4 separate regions of the Mus musculus genome follow, and regions 1, 2 and 4 are each linked to region 3. A link is a loop called in an ENCODE intact Hi-C map of the cell type or tissue named here. Cell type or tissue: heart. All regions are shown on one strand. Links, peaks and the distances in the headings refer to the core of each region. The heading gives the core; the rest is flanking DNA. Region 1 overlaps Lpxn (leupaxin). Region 2 overlaps A330040F15Rik (RIKEN cDNA A330040F15 gene). Region 3 has its middle 17 kb from the start of Dtx4. Region 4 overlaps Mpeg1 (macrophage expressed gene 1).

Region 1 (5,365 bases), core at 103-5,102, 300 kb after region 3:
TTGTACATTATTAGATCTCTAAACACATATCTACTACTTTGGGTCCTCTGGCATACATTTTATTTCCTTTCACATTTCTTGCTCCTAGAAACCATTGTTTTGTTTTATATTTCTATGTATTTAATCTTTTTACATTCTACATATAAGCATGTATGTACAATATGCAATACTTTACTTCTATTTAATTTTATACAATGTCCTTTAGGCTCATTTATGTTGATCTGCTTCTTCTCTAAGGCCAAATTATATTCCAGTGTTTATGTCATCCATTATAGTTTAACTGTCCTAATTAATTTACTCATCCACAGATAATTTGGTTATTTACATATCTTGTAAATAACACTGTAAGAAACATTGGGTCACAGACTTCTTTACTATGTGCCAGTTTCATTTCCTTCACAGCAGAGAGGGACTGCTGGGTCATATGAGAGTTCTATTTTTCATTTCTTCGGAAGCCTTCATATTGTTTCTCATTGTTGGTGACTACACCAACCTGCACACCACTGGCAGTTTACTGTGGTTTCAGTTCTCCTTACTTTTGCCAGCATTTGCCTCAGGCTGTAATGGGTATGAAGGACTATCTCATAGTAATATTGGTTTTCATTTTCCTGATGAATAATGAATCTGAGCACCTTTTTGTATACCTGATGACTGTTAGTCACCTTTAGAGGAATTCAGGTTTCTTGGTTATCTTTAAAACTCTCCATTGGTTATGACTTATAATTTTAAATTTCTCTATTAAAATACATGCTATGGCTTTACAGCTCTGTTCTGAAGTTTCTTGTACTCTATTAATTGGAGCCATGTCCAATACTTTTCTTCATACACTTGAAAAGGAATAGGTTATATATGTATGCATGTGTGTATTCATGTATGTATGCATGCATATATTTATTTATTTAGGGGATCAAAATGAAACAGATATACAATACAGAGAGGCCTTATTTTAAAATTTAGAGTAGTAGCTATACTTAAAATATTTCCTGTCTCTGGTTTTTAGATTCATATCAAATAGATTAATATGTAAAATTGCATCCTTTGGTATGTTATATGTGACTTAATATTTATTTGATTTTTTGCTTTTTCTTATTCTATCTGTAGTGAGGTCCAAGAGCCAAAGGAATCAGTCCTGCCTCCCAAAACCTCAGCAGCTGCTCAGTTGGATGAGCTCATGGCCCACCTGAGTGAAATGCAGGCCAAGGTGGGTACTGTCTGAATTATGAAGTTTCTGAGTTCCAGAGAGACACCAAGGTTGCTTAGTAGTGGTCAGTCTTCATCCCTTGCTTGGGAATTTTAAGGTGGTGCTCACTTTCTTAGACTATGTTTAATTCAGTGGAGAAACTCATTTGTGCACGAACGATAACATGGTGTAATGTCATAGGCCTTGATCTGGAGGATCTTGAATTGTTCTTGTTATAGTCATAGAGCTCTGCAGTATTTATAGAAGAAAAGGATGGTGATTTTCCAATGAGTGGAGTAAAGCTGAGGGATTTTGAGAGGTTAAACAAATTTTATCAGAGCAGTTGTGATGGGAGTTAGAATGGACACTTGAAGAATAGATGAGGCCTCGATACATATGATAAGAGTTAGAAAATCCCAAGGGCAAAGATTGCACCTACGGCGTGATCATGCAGAAGGGTTGTTAAACACACATGCCTGAGCAGGACAAGAGGCCGGTGGGCAGGCTGTGATGGAGCAAGGGAGGCCAAGGTAGGAAGGATAAGTTCTGAGCCCATACGGAGATAAAATCTGCTCTTTGTTCTTGTCTGTAGAGTGAAAATGGCAAGCTCATGCATCCTGGCAGAAAGCAGAAACCAGATAAGGAGCCTTAAGCATTTATCAAGGAAGTAGATCTAGAATTCTTAATACAGAGATCTAGCCATTTTAAATCTGATTGGAAGTTAGGATGCATACCCATGAAATCAGTATGAAATGTTTAAAGGAGACTTAAAATGTGTGTGCTAGAGGGGAGCAAGGACAAGACATGAAACTATCCACATCCTGCTCAGCACCCTAGCACTCAGTAACAACACATAGCTGTTGGAGGATCAGATGAATACATGTCACAGACAAGGTTCTCTGATGGTTAATACTTTACAATTAGCTAACATCTATGCTAAAGTTGAGTGAATTGACACTTTGCACTGCATACTTAACAATGCTAGAACAACAATCATTAGGAAATTTATGCTGTGTTTTCTCGTTGATTTAAAGTGTATCTTGGTATATTTAAAATTTAACTTACAATGTATGTTTTAAAAATAATCCACATACATTGTATAAAAATCAAAAGTACAAAAATATCTACAGTAAAACCGTTTTCATATCATGTCTCGGATTGTCCCATTCTGCCCCCTGCTGGTCTTCAGAATATACTGCAGCTTACATATGTATCCAGAAGTATTTTAGAATATGCAAGCAAAAAGATGTAGATGTGAAGAATATTTTTTTATGTTTGTCTTGAGGATTTTCCTTTTTATTAATTATTTTCTTTATTTACATTTCAAAATGTTATCCTCTTTCCTATTTTTCTCTCCGAAAAACCTCCAATTCAACCCCACACATACCGCCCTACTCCCCAACCCACCCACTCCTGCTTCCTGGCCTTGTCATTCCCCTGCACTGGGGCATAGAACCTTCATAAGACCAAGGGCCTCTCCTCCCATTGATGACTGACTAGGCCATCCTCTGCTACATATGCAGCTAGAGACACAAGTCCCACCATGTGATCTTCCGGTAGTAGTATGTCCATTTTTCTGAGGAACCGCCAGACTGATTTCCAGAGTAGTTGTACCAGCTTGCAATCCCACCAACAATGGAGGAGTGTTCCTCTTTCTCCACATCCTCGCCAGCATCTGCTGTCACCTGAGTTTTTGATCTGTGAAGAATATTTTTACTTAGTTATTTTTCAAATGTAAAATTAGTAACTATTTTGTTATCTCTAGATATTAACCTTGTGAATAGATAACTCACAAACACTAAACTCTATTATATAAAACAGAGGAAAGAATTTTGTTTAAGGATCAATTTTTGAGGGAAATAAGCATTTGTATGGTAAAATAATATGAGGCTATTCCAGACAGTGAAAGTTGAATAACTAGAGGCCTCTAGACAGATATTGTCTGAACTGTTCAGGAGAGTGTTGGGAGCCTGCCCACTTCAACAATAAGGCTTCTAACTGTGAAATAGAGAATGCAAATTGGGAAGACAAAGTGAGGGTAGGTGGGTGTGAAGCATTGAATGTCTATTAGATGGTTGATAAAAAATTAATGGGGAGGCAGTGGAGAGACAGTGTATCTATCTGATAAGATAAGCATTAAGTAGATAGATGGCAGCAGCAGCCAATGGTGAAAAGGACATGAAATGTTGAAGGGAGAAGGTGTGGTGTGGTGTGGTGTGGTGTGGTGTGGTGTGGTGTGTGTGTGTGTTAAACTGACTTGAATGATTTATAGTAATTGCTTTGTTTCTGTGTTTGAATAAATTCAATCCATAGATAGTCTCACTACCCTCTCTCTTTTTTTTTTCCATTTTTTATTAGGTATTTAACTCATTTACATTTCCAATGCTATACCAAAAGTCCCCCATATCCACCCACCCCCACTCCCCTGCCCACCCACTCCCCCTTTTTGGCCCTGGTATTCCCCTGTACTGGGGCATATAAAGTTTGCAAGTCCAATGGGCCTCTCTTTCCAGTGATGGCCAACTAGGCCATCTTTTGATATATATGCAGCTAGAGTCAAGAGCTCCGGGGTACTGGTTAGCTCATAATGTTGTTCCACCTATAGGGTTGCAGATCCCTTTAGCTCCTTGGCTACTTTCTCTAGCTCCTCCATTGGGAGCCCTATGATCCATCCATTAGCTGACTGTGAGCATCCACTTCTGTGTTTGCTGGGCCCCGGCATAGTCTCACAAGAGACAGCTACATCTGCGTCCTTTCAATAAAATCTTGCTAGTGTATGCAATGGTGTCAGCGTTTGGATGCTGATTATGGGGTGGATCCCTGGCTATGGCAGTCTCTACATGGTCCATCCTTTCATCTCAGCTCCAAACTCCGTCTCTGTAACTCCTTCCATGGGTGTTTTGTTCCCAAATCTAAGGAGGGGCATAGTGTCCACACTTCAGTCTTCATTCTCCTTGAGTTTCATGTGTTTAGCAAATTATATGTTATATCTTGGGTATCCTAGGTTTGGGGCTAATATCCACTTATCAGTGAATACATATTGTGTGAGTTTCTTTGTGAATGTGTTACCTCACTCAGGATGATGCCCTCCAGGTCCATCCATTTGGCTAGGAATTTCATAAATTCATTCTTTTTAATAGCTGAGTAGTACTCCATTGTGTAGATGTACCACATTTTCTGTATCCATTCCTCTGTTGAGGGGCATCTAGGTTCTTTCCAGCTTCTGGCTATTATAAATAAGGCTGCTATGAACATAGTGGAGCATGTGTCCTTCTTACCTGTTGGGGCATCTTCTGGATATATGCCCAGGAGAGGTATTGCTGGATCCTCCGGTAGTACTATGTCCAGTTTTCTGAGGAACCGCCAGACTGATTTCCAGAGTGGTTGTACAAGCCTGCACTCCCACCAACAATGGAGGAGTGTTCCTCTTTCTCCACATCCTCGCCAGCATCTGCTGTCACCTGAATTTTTGATCTTAGCCATTCTGACTGGTGTGAGGTGGAATCTCAGGGTTGTTTTGATTTGCATTTCCCTGATGATTAAGGATGTTGAACATTTTTTCAAGTGCTTCTCTGCCATTCGGTATTCCTCAGGTGAGAATTCTTTGTTCAGTTCTGAGCCCCATTTTTTAATGCTACCCTCTCTCTTAACTGGCCTTAAATACCTCACAAATCGTTGCAAAGTATTCCTCCACATTCGCTTTCCTTAGTCTCAGATTAGCTGCATGCCAGCCACAGTCCCCCCTTGTTAGATGAGTCAAACGTCTTCCATAAAGGACCTAGACAATCCTCACTTCCCTCCATACAGTCTTCTGTGTGTTCAGTCCTAGTCCTTCTGCTCTGGCTCTGTTCCTCTTGTAACTTTTCTTTTAATATGCCAGATGGTTTGATTCTTTGGGCCTTTTCTCTCTGTGGAATGACAATCTCACTAATGCCAGTATGTCTGGATTCTTGAGTACATATGCTCAAGTCTGCTCTAGTACTCTTCCTCAGAGGCCACTGCCCGAGTCAGTTGGCACTTATCACACTACATCCAGCACATCAACCTCATAACCTACATCTTTTCTTTATCTGACATGCATCACGTTTATTGCCTGCCATTCATAGATGAAAATTCCATGAGTTAGAAACTCAGTATTTCTACATATTGCTTTATAGTAAGTTCTTAGAATGCTGAGTGGAACAA
Region 2 (5,365 bases), core at 106-5,105, 74 kb after region 3:
CAGATGGGGATCAAATTTAGAGAAAATGGCTTAATTTTCTTACACATTTAAACACAGTAGGACTTTGGGAAAGTAGTTTCTATGTGGTAATTCTCATAGAAAAGCCTTAGAAATGGATACATTGAAATCCCCTTGCAAAATGCCCCACTATAGAAAAGAATCTGAGACTTTGGTCATAAGAACAGTGCATGTTGACTGGGCTACATACAGTGCTTGGGGCTAGAACCTGCAAAGGAAGATTTAATAAGCCTGAGGGTGGATCCTACAGATGGAGGGTACACAGTACATGGGGGCTTTTCATAAGGATAAATTCTATTTTCTAAGAGAAAGCCCATGACTGGGGCCTAATTGGTTCTCAAGACTTGGGGGAAATTCAGGTGGCTGCTGCTCCTAAAAGAATAGCCTAGGGCACCAAGTTGTTTGACCAGTTTCACTCCAGCATTCCAAGTGACTAGGCATTCATTTCCTTAAAGAAAATAGGCCTGCCTAATTGACAATCCTGGTTGCGGCAATGCTTAATCTAAGCTGTGCTTCCTACCAAATTCCATATTCGCTCCTTAAAATTAATCTGTAAACATCCCAAGTCAAATTCTTACAATGTGTCCTGTCGTTTGCCCATAGGACTGACTTGTCTGCTATACTCTTCTCTACTGAGAGGCATGCTCTACCTTCTCAGCTCTCAATCTATGACTTTTCTTAGATTTATTTATTTATTTTATATGTATAGGTGTTTTTGTCTCTGTGTATGCCTATACACTAGGTATATGCCTAATGCCTAGGAATCCAGAAGAAGGCATGAGCTCCTCTGGAATTTGGAGCTATAATTGGAGGGTTGTGAGCTGCCATGGCTGGTCTGGGAATTGAACTCCAGATCCTCTGGAAGAAATGCTCATAACCCTGGAACCAACTCTCTAGCTTGTCAACATGTAATCAATAACTATCTTTTCTATTACATATTCTGCTCTGTACATTCCAGAACCTGAGAGGATTCCCTGATTTGTGGAATCAAATTCTGTCAACCAAGAAACACATGCAGTGGGCAAAGGAAGAGGATTAAAAGTCCCCACTGACACACATGTTAATACGTCTGACTATGAGCTAGCGATCCCAATGGCTCTTCAGTATTACTCAAGTTATTCTCAGCAAAGGAGAAAAAAGGATGGGCTGTTACATTGGGTAAGCAAGTCCCATGGCCCTGCAGAAAAGGGATGTAGCTATAGCTACCAGATACATGACTTACTAGTGTGGATATTAATCATGTCAGCAATAAAGGACTTCTGTGGTACATAGCTTTGCGTTAACCAAATCATTAGAAATCCATTCAGTTTAATACAAACCAGTTATCCAACACCAAAGATAGAATCATGTAGGTGATTTCTTTTTTCTAACTCTGAACCCACTCTTTGTCTACCTCCTCCTCAGCTGCTTTTGGGGGAGGGAGATAAAACATACCTCTGAGAGGTTTCTATTCCAGGGGGGCTCTGGGGGCCATGCAAAATTGTATACCCATGTTGGGAGGAATTCAGAAAGGGGCTCAACAGTATTATTTTGACTCATTCAACGAAGTCACAGTATCCCTCACTTTCCAACAAGGAGGAAAAAATACGAACATCAAAGCCTGGTCAGTCTGACAGAACCAATGGGAGGAAGCACGGTGCATGAGGCCAACACCTGGACCTGGGTATTCTGTAGCATTGAGAGTTACGTGGAGAGAAATGGATGCTGGCGTGAAAAGGTGCTGACAATCAAGTTTCCCTTCTCTATCTCCCCACAGCTGCACTTCTCTACTCTAGCTGGCCTGTACCAGAGTCTTTGATTTCCTGGGCTTCTAAGCAGGTGTATGGGGTAAAAGCCCCTGATTTTCATTTTGATTCTGTTAGTGGGAAGGAAACAATAGAATCAAACTGATGTAGGTTAGGTGATACTTTTGATGGGGAAGGAAGATAAAGGGAACCCAAAGAATAGGATCATTTGGATGGACTCAATACTTGATGCAGAAGAGGACCTCTTGTTTGACATCTGCTCCACTTGGACATGTCGATTGCCCTCTGGGCCTGCATGTAGGCTAGCAAAATAAAAGTGTGCTAAGGAGGTGGAAAAGCCCAGCTGTGGTGAGAGACTCAAGTCTGCAGGCCTGCTTAGAGACCATTTCCTAACACAACATTGCCACCTATTGGATGGAGCTGTGAGGTACATTCCCTCCCAATGGCAGCCAGGATCCTGTGTCAAAACAGACAGGTCACAAGGAGGCTTTCTTCTATTGGCATCCTTTTTGGGCAATGACTCAACTGATATTTCATAACAATGAAAGTATGCCATTTAAATATATAGTTTAACCAAGATTTTAGCCTGCATAGTCTTAGTGTTATTGATTTAACCAAAAACCAACCAACCAACCAACAAAACATAAGAGCCTTGCTGAAGGCAATTTACAAGTTTTTCACTCTGAATTCACAACAGGGGTCCTGGCACACACACACACACACACACACACACACACACACACACACACACCTTATGGAAATAGATCAAAACCAAGGATAATCAGGATATATGAACACCAGACTTATTTGAGGATCTTTATCCAGAGATGGTAAAGGCACATTCTCAAATCTTCCATACCTTATCAGGAAGAAGGATGTATGCCACCTGATAGATTTTTGGGTCAGTGAAGGAGGACAGGAATGTGGTTAACATTTAAATGATGTATCTAAGCCTTTCCTGTTACTCTTTTGGCCATATTTGATGGCTCATTGAAAGTTTTATCCACTTGAGGAAAGCATGGCAGATGGTCTAAGACAGCCAAGGAAGGGAGGTTTTGGTCATGGCAGCATAGAAGATGCCAACACTGCGAGACATGCTAGAGAAGGATGAGGAGAATGGACAGCGCCAGAGAGATGCAACTGAGATAAAAAAAACAAAAATATCATATCATATCACTGGATACAGAAAAGCATTCAGCAAAATTAAACAATAATTCACAAGCACTCTCAGCAAACTAGGAATAGAGCTTAATTTCTCAGTATGATAAAGAACTTTAAAAACCCTACATCTATTATGATATGTAATGATAGGAGACCTAAATGCTTTCCTGCCAAGATCAAACATGAGGCTATGATGTTTACTGTCACCACTCCAATTCAATACTAGAAGTCCTAGCTGATGTAATACAAGAAATACATAACACATGTATTAAAAGGGAAGAGAAAGGCTCTTTACAGAATACGTTTGTCTATGTATCTTAAAAAATTCCTAAATAATGAACAATAGCCACAAAAAGTTGCTGGGCCGGATGGATAAATGATTTAGTTCACTGTTGATGTTCTAACAATGTACATGAGGCTGAGGTACTTTTCTTTCCTTCCTTCTTTGTTTCTTTGTTTCTTTGTTTCTTTGTTTCTTTGTTTCTTTCTTTCTTTCTTTCTTTCTTTCTTTCTTTCTTTCTTTCTTTCTTTCTTTGTTTTTATGTGTATGGATGTTTTGCCTGCATGTATGTCTGTGCAGTACATGTGTGTCTGATGCCATGGAGCCAGGAGGAAGTTGTCAGATGCATTGGGACTGGAGTTACAAACAATTGTGAGCTGTCATCTCTCTAGCCCTGGTCTGGGTTATTTTTGAATAGTAGAAATTTGTTACTGTATCTGTGGAGACTGGGAAATCCAAGATCTAAGGACTTATGTCTCTGGTAAACCTCACTGCTTCCAAGATAGTGCCATTTGTTGCATCTTTTGATGACAGAAGGTGGAAGGACAAAGAGGCTTGATCTTTAATGAAGTACTAATGTCAATCATGACAGCTCAGCCTGGTAATCTTACTCCACTGAGCCTTAGGTAACATCTTACCAACATGCACGTTGTGGAGGGATCTATGTATATTGAGACCAGAGTGAAAATTGAAGCAACTGTAGAGTGAACAGATAATAACAAAAAATTCTTATTTACCAGCAATTAGCAATTGGAATCTGACATTTAAAACAATGTTTTTTACTCTGAGTGTGTCCTACTTATAATATTCCAACTTAGCTTATTATTACAGTTTGTGAATCAACAGTATATACTACTGATAGGGGACGAACACATATATAAATAGAATTGAATAGAGAGATTTTGAAAATGGATAGGTTCACGGAATATTTGCAGGTGTATTTGACAAAGGTACCAAAGAAATTCAGATGAAACTTTTTCATAAATCACACTGGAGCAAGAAGTCCCCAAAGTCCCAACAGAAAGAAAAGGCAAGGAGGGAGGGAGGGAGGGAGGGAGGGAGGGAGGGAGGGAGGGAGGGAGGGAGGGAGGGATCATTTTCCACATAATAATTAATTTAAATTGTACCACATATCTAGGTATAAATTGTAAAATCATAAGCCTTATAAGGAAAAGCAGAAAAGTCATCAAATCTAAAAGACCGTCAAGCAATTCTTACACTAAATACAGAAAGTGGAAGCCAGAAAGTTGTAAAAAACAAAAACCCTGTTAAGGATGAAAAGAGCCTCCAGCTTGATAGAAGATATTTTCAAGTCAAGTATCCAAAAGTTTTCATTGAGGATATTTTTAATGTTCTCACTTCATTTTAAAAGTAGCCAAACACATGAACAAACATTTCACAAAGAAGATGCAGAAATCAAGAAGTCACATAGGGAAACACTAAATAAGCATCACTATTATTAACACACGGCATGTTCACACACATTAAAAGCTCAAGAAATATCATGACACCCCTAATAGAAACGCTAAAAAAAGTATACTGATAATAGGATTCACAAAATGGCCCAGTGGCTAAAAGAGCTTACCACACACCAAATAACCCAAGTTCAATGCCCAGGACCCACATAATGATAAAAAAGAACTGACTCTACAAAGTTGTCCTTCCCTCTCCACATACACACTATAGTTTGTGCCTCCTCACAATGATGCTGATGAGGACGACAACGACGACGACGATGGTGATGGTGATGGATATGAGGAGACTAGATGTTGAGTACATTGCTTGGTCAAAGGGAGAAACGGCACAACCACACTAGAAGACTGGCTCCAAATCAATGGCTGGGGAGCTCCTAGATCCTAGAGTAGAAGATGCCACTGCTAATTCCTAAACAGTCTTGTGTCAAAATTCCTTCTCAATATTTATGTTTATGTCCATAGGCCTAGGCAGAAGCTTTCTTTAAAATATGGGTATTATTCAACACAGAGACTCATACTTACTTGTTCAAAGTGTTGAGAATAATACAGAGTTCTCAGCCCTAAATGGGACGTCTGTATTAACCCCTTATCAAGTTCTGGACAGTAACCAAGAGCCGTGGAATAGCCTGTAATGCTTTGAGGGGTTGTGTGGGGCAGCTTTAAAAGGTAACCCACACCTGGCCCCA
Region 3 (5,365 bases), core at 193-5,192:
CACCCAGCTATCCCAGACTATCTATCTTAAAGTCCACTAACTCATGTTGTTAATTTCACTTGCCACTTTATATCCTCTCTTCTATGGAGCCTAGCATACAGTTCTAGGTATTAGGGTGTGTGTCCCTGGGCATCTTCTCCCATATTCCTTATGCAATTCACTTAGAGTCCCTTTGTTGCTCATGTTCAAGGCTAAGTGTTCATTGTATATCTTCTCAGAGAGTGTGATTTGTCCATTCCTGATATTATGATTTGTAAATCCGGACACAAAATGGAAAGCTCTGGATGCATAGTCACCTGAGTTCTCACGGTTAGGTCATTCAGAATAAGGCTAAATACCCATAGGTGCTGTTTACAGGAGAGTTGGTTCTCCCCACAGGAAAAAAAATGAGCCTTGGTTCAAAATCCCAGAAATCTGTGCTGTGATTTTTTCCAGTTCATTGTGCTTGTATTGAATCTGATAGTTTTAGTATCTACAGAGCAGCCAGGATGCATGACAAAAGCAGTATCCTGTCTCAACCAATGGCTCTTCTGAAGATCCTCTCCTTTTTTTTTTTTTTTTTAAAGAAAATATCTATCTATCTATCCACATCCCAAATACTGCCTACCATCTTGGTCCCCCCTCACAGAGTTTATACCCCTCCCCTTCATCTCTGAGAGGGCAGCCCTCTTCATCCCCCTTCTTTGGTGCACCAAATCTCTGCAGAGTTAGGCACATCCTCCCCCACTGAGGCCAGACATGGCAGTCCTCTGCTACATATGTATCGTGAGGCCTTGGACCAGCCCATGTTTGCCCTTTGGTTGGTGCATCAGTCTCTGGGAGCTTCCAGTAGTCCAGGTTAGTTGACACTGTTGGTCTTCCTGCAAGGTTGCCATCTCCTTGAGGGCCTTCAATCCTTCCCCTAACTCTTCCACAGGGATCCCTGACCTCTGTTTAATGTTTGTCTGTGGGTATCTACATCTGTCTCAGCTGCTGGGTAGAGCCTCTCAGGGGGCTGCTATGCTAGGATCCGGTCTGTGAGCACAACATAGCATCCATAATAGTATCAAAGGTTGTTGCTTGCCAGTGGGTTGGGTCTCAAAATGGGCCAGTCACTGGTTGGCCATCCTTCAGTCTCTGCTCCGACTTTGACCCTGTATTTCTTTGGGTCAAACGTTTTGTAGGTGGGTTGGTGTTCCCATCCCTCCACTGGGGATCCTGTCTGACTACTGGAGGTGATCTCTGTTGTTGGGCATTTTGGCTAACGTGATGTGCAATCCCTTTTCTAATGTGACACAGCTGACAGTCTGTGTGTGAACCTGCAGATGGGTGAGACAGTACAGCCCCTGAGATCTGTGCTGCCTCCAGACTCAAAGAACGCAATCAGAGGGCATATCTCCTTCTTCCCAGTGGAGTCTATACATCTCTCTTCTAGGTGGAATATGCAAGATTTGATTTTACTATGGTTAGGAGGTCCCAGCATATCTCTAGTTTATAGAATTTCTGGTTATTCTTGGAGTGTGCTTCTCATATTCGGAGGTGAATCATACTGGGGATCTCATGCATTGTGTTGACAAGATCTGAGGAAAATAAGGGAAAAAATTCCTCCACAAGGACAGCTCTCTCTCTCTCTCTCCCTCTCTCCCTCTCCCCTCTCCCTCCTCCTCCCCTCTCCTCCCTCCTCTCATCCCCCTCTTCCCCTCTCTTCCCCCCTCCTCCCCCCTCCTTCCCTCTCCTCCCCCTCCCCTCTCCTCCCCCATCCTCCCCTCTCCTCCCCTCTCCCCTCCAGTCCCCTCTCCCCTCTCCTCTCCTCCCCTCTCCTACCCCTTCCCCTCTCCTCCCCCTCCTCCCCTCTCCCCTCCTGTTCCCTCTCCTTTCCTCCCCTTCCCTCTTCCCTCTCTTCCCCTCTCCCTCCCTCCCTCCCTCCCTCCCTCCCTCCCTCCCTCCCTCCCTCCCTCCCTCCCTCCCTCTTTCCACCCTCTTTCCTTTTCTTTCTAACAAGTGCTGTTCCTTTTTCTAGTTGGCGAGTCTCAGTTAAGTCACACCAAGAAGAGAACACATGGAGGAGAAGGCCTCTGGGACCCCCGGGCTCTGTTTCAACAGTTTCAACAGGTTATTCCACAGAATCCTGGCTCCTTTATTTTTTTTTTACTAGTTTTAAGGGTGTACTTGCTGCTTTTTTCCTGCAGGCGGAGACATTGTGTTGGAAATAACCCGTGAATGTACCCACAAGCGTTCAGTTCAAGCACAGCAGGACTTTCCGGTTCCGATTCTGGGTTGCTTTTGCGAGTTTATGCAGAGGGCAACTAAGGATATACACTACACGTCCACTGGAAGCCGATGGTAAACAGGAGGGTGCCTTCTGAGGTGGAGAAGTGAAGCACATAGCACAACATCCTACAACAGCAACTTGAAACCTTTCATGAGCTCTCATTCATAATTTTCTCATTGCTTTCCCTTCCCCACTGCAAATTTCACGTAAATCAGTTGACTCTAATGCTTTTCCCCAACTCGATCACTGGGGAAATCAGAAGTTTAGAACAATATTCCTGCACAGGAGCCGGGGAATACGGAGATGCTGACAAAGCAGGGCTAGAACGCAGCAGTAAGGATAGCAGAGAGGGACAGAAAGCTATGACCAGCCCTTCCTTTGGCTCCTTGCTCCAGAGATGGCACCAAAGCACCAGCATGCATGTCAGACTTTCAATATTATCAATTAATGGCAGGTTGATCAGGACGAAACTCCATCTTTACCTCCATTCTCATTAACTTCCTCCCCTTATTTTATCTTTTGTTTTTCCTGTAATTGAGAAGGTACTTGTAGTTAGATTTAGAGCCACATAGCTCATAGTGATCTCATTTCTTGATCCCCTATTATATCTACAAAGTTCTTTTGTCCAGATAAGCTAACTTATATGCATGTCCTGGGTTAGAACTCTGAAAAGCCTCAGAATGGGTGTGCTTCAACACAATACTACTATCTTGACTCACATAGATGTTCATTTATAAAGATTCATTTATGTTCATTTCTGGAGGGAGAGAGAGAGAGAGAGAGAGAGATTTACTTTCTTTTTAATCATGTGTACAAGTGTGGTGGTGGGTGGGTATGGGAAAATGTGTAAGTGTCCATTCTTGTTTGAATATATATATATATATATATTTATATGTATATATATTTCCCTATAAGGTAGATCACAGTCATTTTTTTTTTTTTTTTTTTTTTTTTTTGGTTAGGAACATTAGGCAAAGTTTCAGGATTATTCATGGAAGACACTTACACAGCAAAACCATCAATACAAACATCACAAAATACAAAGAATGTGGCAATACATCCACAAGGAGGAGAGTTGCCCATGGTATGAGGGCTGAGAAGAAGTTAGAAGGAGGTCCTGTGCCATTTGCTCTGGGAGACTGCATTCTTCAGTTCTCTGTGCAAAGTTACAAATGAGGAAAAACCAGCAAAAGGAGGATTTGACTTAGGCGATTTTTAGGGAGTTTAGTTAATTAGTTAACATCATTTTTAGGAAGTAAGTACATTTTTGGGTGCATGTTGTAAAATTCCCGAAGAGTCAATAAAAATATTAGGTTGGGGGGCTGGTGAGATGGCTCAGGGGGTAAGAGCACCCGACTGCTCTTCCAAAGGTCCGAAGTTCAAATCCCAGCAACCACATGGTGGCTCACAACCACCCATAACAGAGATCTGATGCCCTCTTCTGGTGTGTCTGAAGACAGCTACAGTGTACTTACATATAATAAACAAACAAACAAACAAACAAATAAATAAATCTTTTTAAAAATTAGGGTTATTTATTTGGGGATTAATTGTTTCAGTGTTACCTGGCAGTGGTAGCCCATGCCTTTAATCCCAGCAATTGGGAGGCAGAGGTAGGTGGATTTAAAAATATATATATTAGGTTGGGGGGAAAATATGGGATTGAAGATAAATCACTTACTGCGTTTTGTCTTAGATTTGATGGATTACCACAGTGGCTGCACTGGATTTGAATTGTGCTTCAAGAATATCTCCTTGGGAGATGACAGAGAGTAGGAGAAGCGTCTCATCACGTGCTGGCTGATATTTAGAAAATAAACAGAATTGTGGGAAAGGCTTCTCTTAGCTTATAATTGATGGTGAGTTCTCTCTCCTATCACCTTACCATACCCTCGCATGCCTTCTCCCACTCCTCTACTTTCTGTTTGTAGATACACAGCTTTCTTCAGTGTGAGCGAATGTACTTTATGATTTTTTTTTTATTGTTGTGAGATGGCTTCCTTCCTCCTGAAGGAAGCCATACTGTGGAGGAGCTCACATCTCAGGACTTTAAGTTGCAACGTATAAAGTACTTAAGAAAAAACGTGCCTGCTCTATGAACAACAAGTTCCATGGGTTGGCTTTTTTTTTTAAAGTTTTGTTTTAGTTGATTTTGTTTGTAAATTACAGACAAAAGTTTTAAGTACTATGGGATGTACAGATTGGGATTGGTTTCTAAATCTGAAATTCATTTTTTTCCTGATTATCTTAAAAATGTATTCGGATCCATGGGCTAGGCGGAGGCTTCGGCACCCACGCAACTCAATCTCCATTCGGGTTCCCCAACAACTGCAGAAGGGGCTGTAGCCTGACTGAGGAAGCCAGTCCCCATCTGGGCTGCCTCGTCTGACCTCAGTGGGACTTAATGTGCTGGAGTGGGGGCATGCAAGGGGGGGGGGGCATCCTCTCAGAGAAGGGGATGGGGAGAGGGACTCTGTGAGGGGGGGACCCGGAGGAGGGGCAGTGTTTGGGATCTAAATAAATAATTTTTTAAATGTATAAGAATAAGGAAATTTGGCAAAATAGTTAAGCTTGTGATTCAGTATGAAAAGTGTATCAGAATAGGCAGTAAAAGTAAATATTTTGAAAAGAATAATGGTAGAAAGGACAAATGAGAGAAAAAAGCCATCTTCTGCTACATATGCAGCTAGAGACACGAGCTCTGGGGTTACTGGTTAGTTCATATTGTTGTTCCACCTATAGGGTTGCAGACCCCTTCAGGTCCTTGGGTGCTTTCTCTAGCTTCTCCATTGGGGGGCCCTGCGTTCCATCCTATAGATGACTGTGAGCATCCACTTCTGTGTTTGCCAGGCACTGGCATAGCCTCATATGAGACAGCTATATCAGGGTCCCTTCAGCAAAATCTTTCTGGCATATGCAATAGTGTCTGGGTTTGGTGGCTGATTATGGGATGGCTCGTGTCTCTAGTTGCATATGTAGCAGAAGATGGCCTAGTCAGCCATCATTGAGAAGAGAGGCCCCTTGGTCTTGCAAACTTTATATACCCCAGTACAGGGGGACGCCAGAGCCAAGAAGTGGGAGTGGGTGGGTAGGGGAGCAGGGCCGGGGGGGGGC
Region 4 (5,365 bases), core at 89-5,088, 52 kb before region 3:
AGCTGAGGGTGCACAGGAATACACACAAACCCCTTGGACTGTAGCAAGAAGCTTTTATCTGCCTAGGGGTGAAAAATGCGCAAGTCACAGTGAGCCTGCACTTACATAGTACTTCCTCCCTAAAACTAAAGCTATTGGGAAAGCGCTGTCTTCTGTCTGTTAGGATTTGCCTTTTCGCGCTGCTTGGAAGAGGGGTGGGGTAATTTAAAACAAAACAAAATTTATGTCACAGTTAGCTGGGAAAAGGCCATGATATGTATTTCAGTTCCAGGATGGCTTCCATGGGTTATCTGGAAGGCCTCGTGATTGACAACTGGCAATAGTTGGGGTATTGCTCAATTTTCATATCTGAGAATTTAATTCTCTACAACACGGAAATTCCTCTACAGCTGTCTTAGAAATTATGTATCTATTCACCACAACACATCAGTGAGCTATCTTCTACGAAAGATGATGTATTCTTGCTTTAACACTTACAATCAAGCTCTTGTGCACAGAGTAGGCCCTCCTGAAGAGCTCCAAGTGTCTCAGCCTTCAGGAACAGGGAGAGACTTCCTCATTCGTTTCCATTTGAGATACAGAGAGGAATGAATGACTGAATTGGAATTCTGCCCTACCACCTGCCCAGCCAAGAGGGCTAATTGCACAACCTCTCCATCGAACCTGCCTCTTGAGCGTTAAAATGTTCTTCTTAACCTCTGTGTGCTTTGTGGGTTTGGGCTATATTTTAATGTTTCATTGAAGCCAGCCATCTTTCTGAAAATACTAGTTACAATCAAGCTCTTGTGCACAGAGTAGGCCCTCCTGAAGAGCTCCAAGTGTCTCAGCCTTCAGGAACGGGGAGAGACTTCTTTCTGTAAATTCTCTGAATCTGCAAAGCAAGGCACATCAGAAGACTCCCAGATCTTTAATGCAGAAACTTCCTGTTGAATTTTTTAATATTTGTCCCATAAACATGTAACTCTACTAACAAAAATGAGTATAAATATGCATTAAAATGTGTACTTGGCAAAATTTTATCTTGGTGTTCATCTGTATGAAGTCAGAATACAGGGGTTTCCAGTTCACCCTCAAGCCATGTCATAGGTCTCCTGGGCTCTGCCCAGTCTTGACTTTAAGGCTGGGGTCTGCAGAAAGACCAGGGCTGGTTTCTGAGAAAACCATACTCCAAGGGAGATCAGAGATGGAGATAGTCTGGTGAGAAGAGAGGCTAGACTTGTTGTTCAAGAGTTCCTTGTTGTTCTTGTGTTCCTATTATTACTGGGATGTTTAATAACAAATGCTTACTGGAAAAATTTAAAACTGCCTGAAAATAAGGAGCCATTTAAGTGGTCAGTATTCACGGCTGGGAAGATGGTTCAGTCGCGTGCCTGCTATTTGAGCATGAGAATCTTGAGTATGTATCCCCAGCACCCCTGTAAAAGCATGGATGGTGGTATGAACCTGGAATCTCAGCACTCGCAGGTATGGACAGGTGGCACATGGGGCTCATTGGTCCATCAGCCTATCCTAGCCAAAATGGTAATTTCCAGGTTCACTGAGAGAACCCTGCTTCAAAGGATAAGGTAGAAGACTGCAGAGGAGATAACTAATGTCAACCTTTAGCTTCAGCAGACCTTCACACACACACACACACACACACACACACACACATACTGCACCCCCCACACGTGTCCCTTTATACAAGCATGCATCGCCTCGCACATATGCACCTCCACACACATACATCCCCGCACACACATACATCCCCGCACACACATGCATCCCCCAACATGCAAGAAGCCAGTTTCCATGTTTTTAAAGATGACCCTTTCCCCCCAAGTTCACATATTCATTTCTGTTGCTTTATGGCCCGTTTCTTTGAGGGGAAACCCAGAGTTAAGTCAGGTGAAATGTGGGAGTAGAAGAGATGTGGGAAGTTTTAGAAAATAAAGAAAGAAGAGTTTCCCTTTATCGAACTAGTTGGACTGAGGTTGCCCGCAGATAAAGGAAGTAATCCTCATGCTTCTGAGCCAGCTGCCAAAGCACTTCTACAAAAGCAGGCCCTTAGGAGTAACGACAATTTGTGCTTGTTCATTTGCAGTTTATTGTTCTGCACGTACACCTCATGAGCACCAGGGGGCGATGTCCTCCCACAGAACAACACCAACAACTTCAAATCACAGCAGTTACTAACAGAACACCTGACATCTGGACATTCACCAGCCCTCTCCCAGAAACCCCCACTGAGATATAAGTGACCAACGAACAAGCAAGGGGGGGTGGGGCAGTGGTTATTTCTTGGGCCACAGCAGCCTTCTCCCAATCCTCTCATGCACACAGCAATGCGATGCCAGGACAAGTACTTTTGACTGAAGTATAAAATCACACAGAAGTCTAAATCTTACAAAAAGGACAGGGGAATGGAAGCACAAAGGCACAGACAACCACAGATATACCACATAGCTTTTCAAGGGATAAGCATCTCATAGCTGTGTCTCCAATCCCATTTGTTCACCCCGGGAGTCTCATGAAGGAAGAACATGGCTGCTGGTGCTGAGACTGTAAAAGAAAGGGCATGGGGGCTCCCTGCTTGGCCCAGTAGAGCACACCAGGGCTTCTCTGGGGAAGCACTCTGGGTCAAAGTCGCTTGTGTCCAGGGCCTAATCTCATTGAAATGAATTCTGTATATTTGGGGGTTGGCACAAGAGAAGGAGTAAGGTACCAGCTACTGCTTGACCCACACATTGTTGAGATTGCCAAGCTTCCATCAGACCAGAAAGCTGAAAGAGTGAAACTTGAGGGTGAGGTAGCCTCTCAGAGCATCCTCGGGGAATAAGGAAATGAGACATAGACATTTTAAAGTCCTCTGGGGAAATTCTTGAAGACTAACCCTCAAAATGGTCTTTCTTGTAGAACAGTCACTCCCTGAGATGTCCTTCTGGGCTCTTCCTTCTGCCTCATGCTATGCTTTTCCTGCGTCTACCTCCTTTGCTACGTGAAAACATCCCCCACTGGCCATTCCCACATCTCAGAGCCTGTTTTCATTTCTTCACTTCCTACTGCTTCACTTTCCTATCCATGAACTCCCAGTCTAATTTCTCATCCTTGTTGCCAAGAAGCAGGGACTGTAGATAACAACGAGTAACTGAAGACAAACATGATTGTAAGCCTTCAATGAGGGTCCGATTATCTCTGAAATTCGGTAACCTGATAAAAGGGTGTGACATTAACGCCCGTGGCTACTTGCCTTCCATTTAGTTCTGCTGTATCTTTCTCTACTTTAGCAGGAGTTTTCCCCGAGGTGCAGTGAATGCAGCAATCTTCTGCTCTGCTTGTGAGACAAAATGGCCTCCCATTGATAGGACAGGCTGGACTAAGATGGCAGAACATTCCCTCCAACCACAGCTCCCCCTAGTGGAAGGCGATTAAAATTCCATTAGCCATTTGTAGAGTGAAAGAAAACTCAGCACCAGGGAAGTGGGTTAGGGACACTTGGGTGATTCTACTGGCCACAGCAATATCAACAATGGTGGAAGCCCAACAGGAGGCATCTCTGGTGCAGGGTGGTATGAAAATGTGGACTCCAGTTCTAACGTAAGTACAAATGTGGAAGGTTGTTGAATTTCTCACTTATTTTTACCAAGCATCAAACGTTTCAAATCTTATGATATATATGTATGTGTATATATACACATATATATAGTCAAACCCTCGAGACATGAGGTATATAAGTTCAAATTAGTATCCAGAGGAACTTTCCCCAAACACAAAGTTCAAAGAACCCACTTACAAAGGGGAAATTATTTTCCCTTCTTGATTCTCCATTCTCTTTTACCTGACACCTAATCCATTCTTTAATGGAGCCAAAGTTGAGATGTTGGGGATAGATTGGATCTTGGGACACCACCCAGATGCCGGTTAGGGAAGACCAGAATGTGTTCCTAACTGTGTTAGGAATGAGCTAAAGCGACTTCTGCCACCATGGTTTTGGCCAATCTGTGCTAGATGGGGGCTAGAGCAAGGGGCTGGGACAGGGAACAATAATGTCTCTGGTCTTGAATTAGCAAATCTGTGGGGAGATGAATTGAGCTCTTATATAAAGAAGACTGGATGGAAGCTGGCTCTGATCTAATATTAATAAGAAGGAGAAGGGTCAATCTAGCTCTTGAATCAAGACATCTTCCCAAGTACAATTCTATGTCCATTAGGGTCCAAGTTTATTACGAGATGGGCTGGCAAAGGTGAGAAAAGTCAAAGGGCCATGCCTTTACTATAGAATCCCCAACAGAATTGGGATTTGGCACGTGAAACAGAATTTAGAGACGTGATGGGACTTTCCCAATAACCTGGCCCAATAATGCACACACACCCACACAAACATATGCACAAACACAGATGACAAAGAGCCTGGTGTGGGCTCCAACTCACAGTGACTTGATGAAACTGAGCTGGTTTGCAATGAGTTGGGAAGAAGGCTATGGGCTCCTCTCCCTGAGGATAGTGCAGATGCTCACTGGGATGCAGGCTCTGATTGGATCAGAGAGCGGTTGCTTGGAAACAGCATCATGGGATGCCACCCCAGAGAGGAATTCCTGAGCCCTCCCACCCACTTGAGAGAATCAGATGCCTATGGACAGGTCAATAGATGAGGAGGAAGGAAGGGCCCAGGCTCCTCCCAGAGGCATTTGACTCTGACCCTCTTAACATGAACTGCTTCCTTACACTGCACCAAGGCATCCAATTTCTGATGTCACAGCAGTCTACACCTCTCTCCCCAATTGTGCACAGTGAGAGCTCCCTGACTCCAGTGGAGGAGAAAAAAAAAAAAAAAGCAGAAACTCCACTCTCAAGGCAGAGTGGAAGCAGCAAGAAGCCAGCTGAGGATAGGGATCTCAGCTTCACAAGGCCAGGATATGGAATACCTCAATAGTGCCCATACATTAAATATGCTGAACATACTCCCTGCTTAGGGGTGGGGAGAGGTGCAGGTCCTTGACTACCCAGAACTGAAGACTCCATGGGGACAGAAGGAGGTTGGCCCTCATCCCGTGTCTGGTTCGTTTTGGATGAAGTGTAAGAACGACATCATCTTAATCCAGCGCCCTCTGTGACTGAGAGGGATGGGAGATGGGAATAATACAAGAAGGGACATGAGGGAGTCAGGAGGCATGGCATCAACCTTGACTCTCTCCATTTTCTGCCCTGTGGTCCCCAGTACCCTCCCTCCTCAGTCCTTTTCATGGGAAGTGCTGTCTTCAGAGATACCCTGGGCAGCCAGTTCAGCCAGCACGTTATCCAGGTAATTGGCATCTGGGTAGCCATGGCCAGTGAGATTAGAGCCAAATTCTGTTTTGTGGTGAACCTCATTCCAGATGACAGTATC

Evidence for each region. A loop is a pair of places that touch in the nucleus more often than their neighbours do. Peaks named below come from ENCODE experiments on the same cell type or tissue, not always from the same donor. Only the 100,000 strongest peaks of a DNase experiment are listed, where the experiment ranks them.
Region 1: a loop joins it to region 3, with 6 times the contacts of the local background. A loop is called at or near these places in 24 of 42 quality-filtered maps.
Region 2: it touches region 3 in a loop (7-fold over the local background); 36 of 42 quality-filtered maps call a loop at or near these places.
Region 4: a loop joins it to region 3, with 2.4 times the contacts of the local background. A loop is called at or near these places in 25 of 42 quality-filtered maps.

Annotation. Positions count from the first base shown.
Region 1 is chr19:12,818,235-12,823,599 of GRCm38, forward strand. Lpxn (leupaxin) reads left to right here. Exons shown (of 9, transcript NM_134152.4): 4 at 1,102-1,201. Among named protein-coding and RNA genes, the nearest start is that of Lpxn, 22 kb to the left of the region's middle. In heart, for the core only: a CTCF peak has its summit at 2,361 (motif pointing left); no DNase peak of the experiment used is centred there.
Region 2 is chr19:12,589,957-12,595,321 of GRCm38, forward strand. All of the region lies in intron 1 of A330040F15Rik (RIKEN cDNA A330040F15 gene), which reads right to left. Among named protein-coding and RNA genes, the nearest start is that of A330040F15Rik, 3.9 kb to the right of the region's middle. In heart, for the core only: a CTCF peak has its summit at 2,176; a DNase peak (open chromatin) is centred at 2,195.
Region 3 is chr19:12,515,817-12,521,181 of GRCm38, forward strand. No RefSeq gene overlaps it. Among named protein-coding and RNA genes, the nearest start is that of Dtx4, 17 kb to the left of the region's middle. In heart, for the core only: a CTCF peak has its summit at 2,171; a DNase peak (open chromatin) is centred at 2,275; H3K4me3 peaks cover 722 bases; H3K27ac peaks cover 533 bases; H3K27me3 peaks cover 368 bases.
Region 4 is chr19:12,464,267-12,469,631 of GRCm38, forward strand. It overlaps Mpeg1 (macrophage expressed gene 1), which reads left to right. Exons shown (of 2, transcript NM_001374668.1): 2 at 1-1,014. It overlaps Dtx4 (deltex 4, E3 ubiquitin ligase), which reads right to left. Exons shown (of 9, transcript NM_172442.3): 9 at 2,070-5,365. The coding sequence ends at 5,210. Among named protein-coding and RNA genes, the nearest start is that of Mpeg1, 6.2 kb to the left of the region's middle. In heart, for the core only: CTCF peaks have their summits at 2,110 (motif pointing right) and 3,380 (motif pointing left); a DNase peak (open chromatin) is centred at 2,135.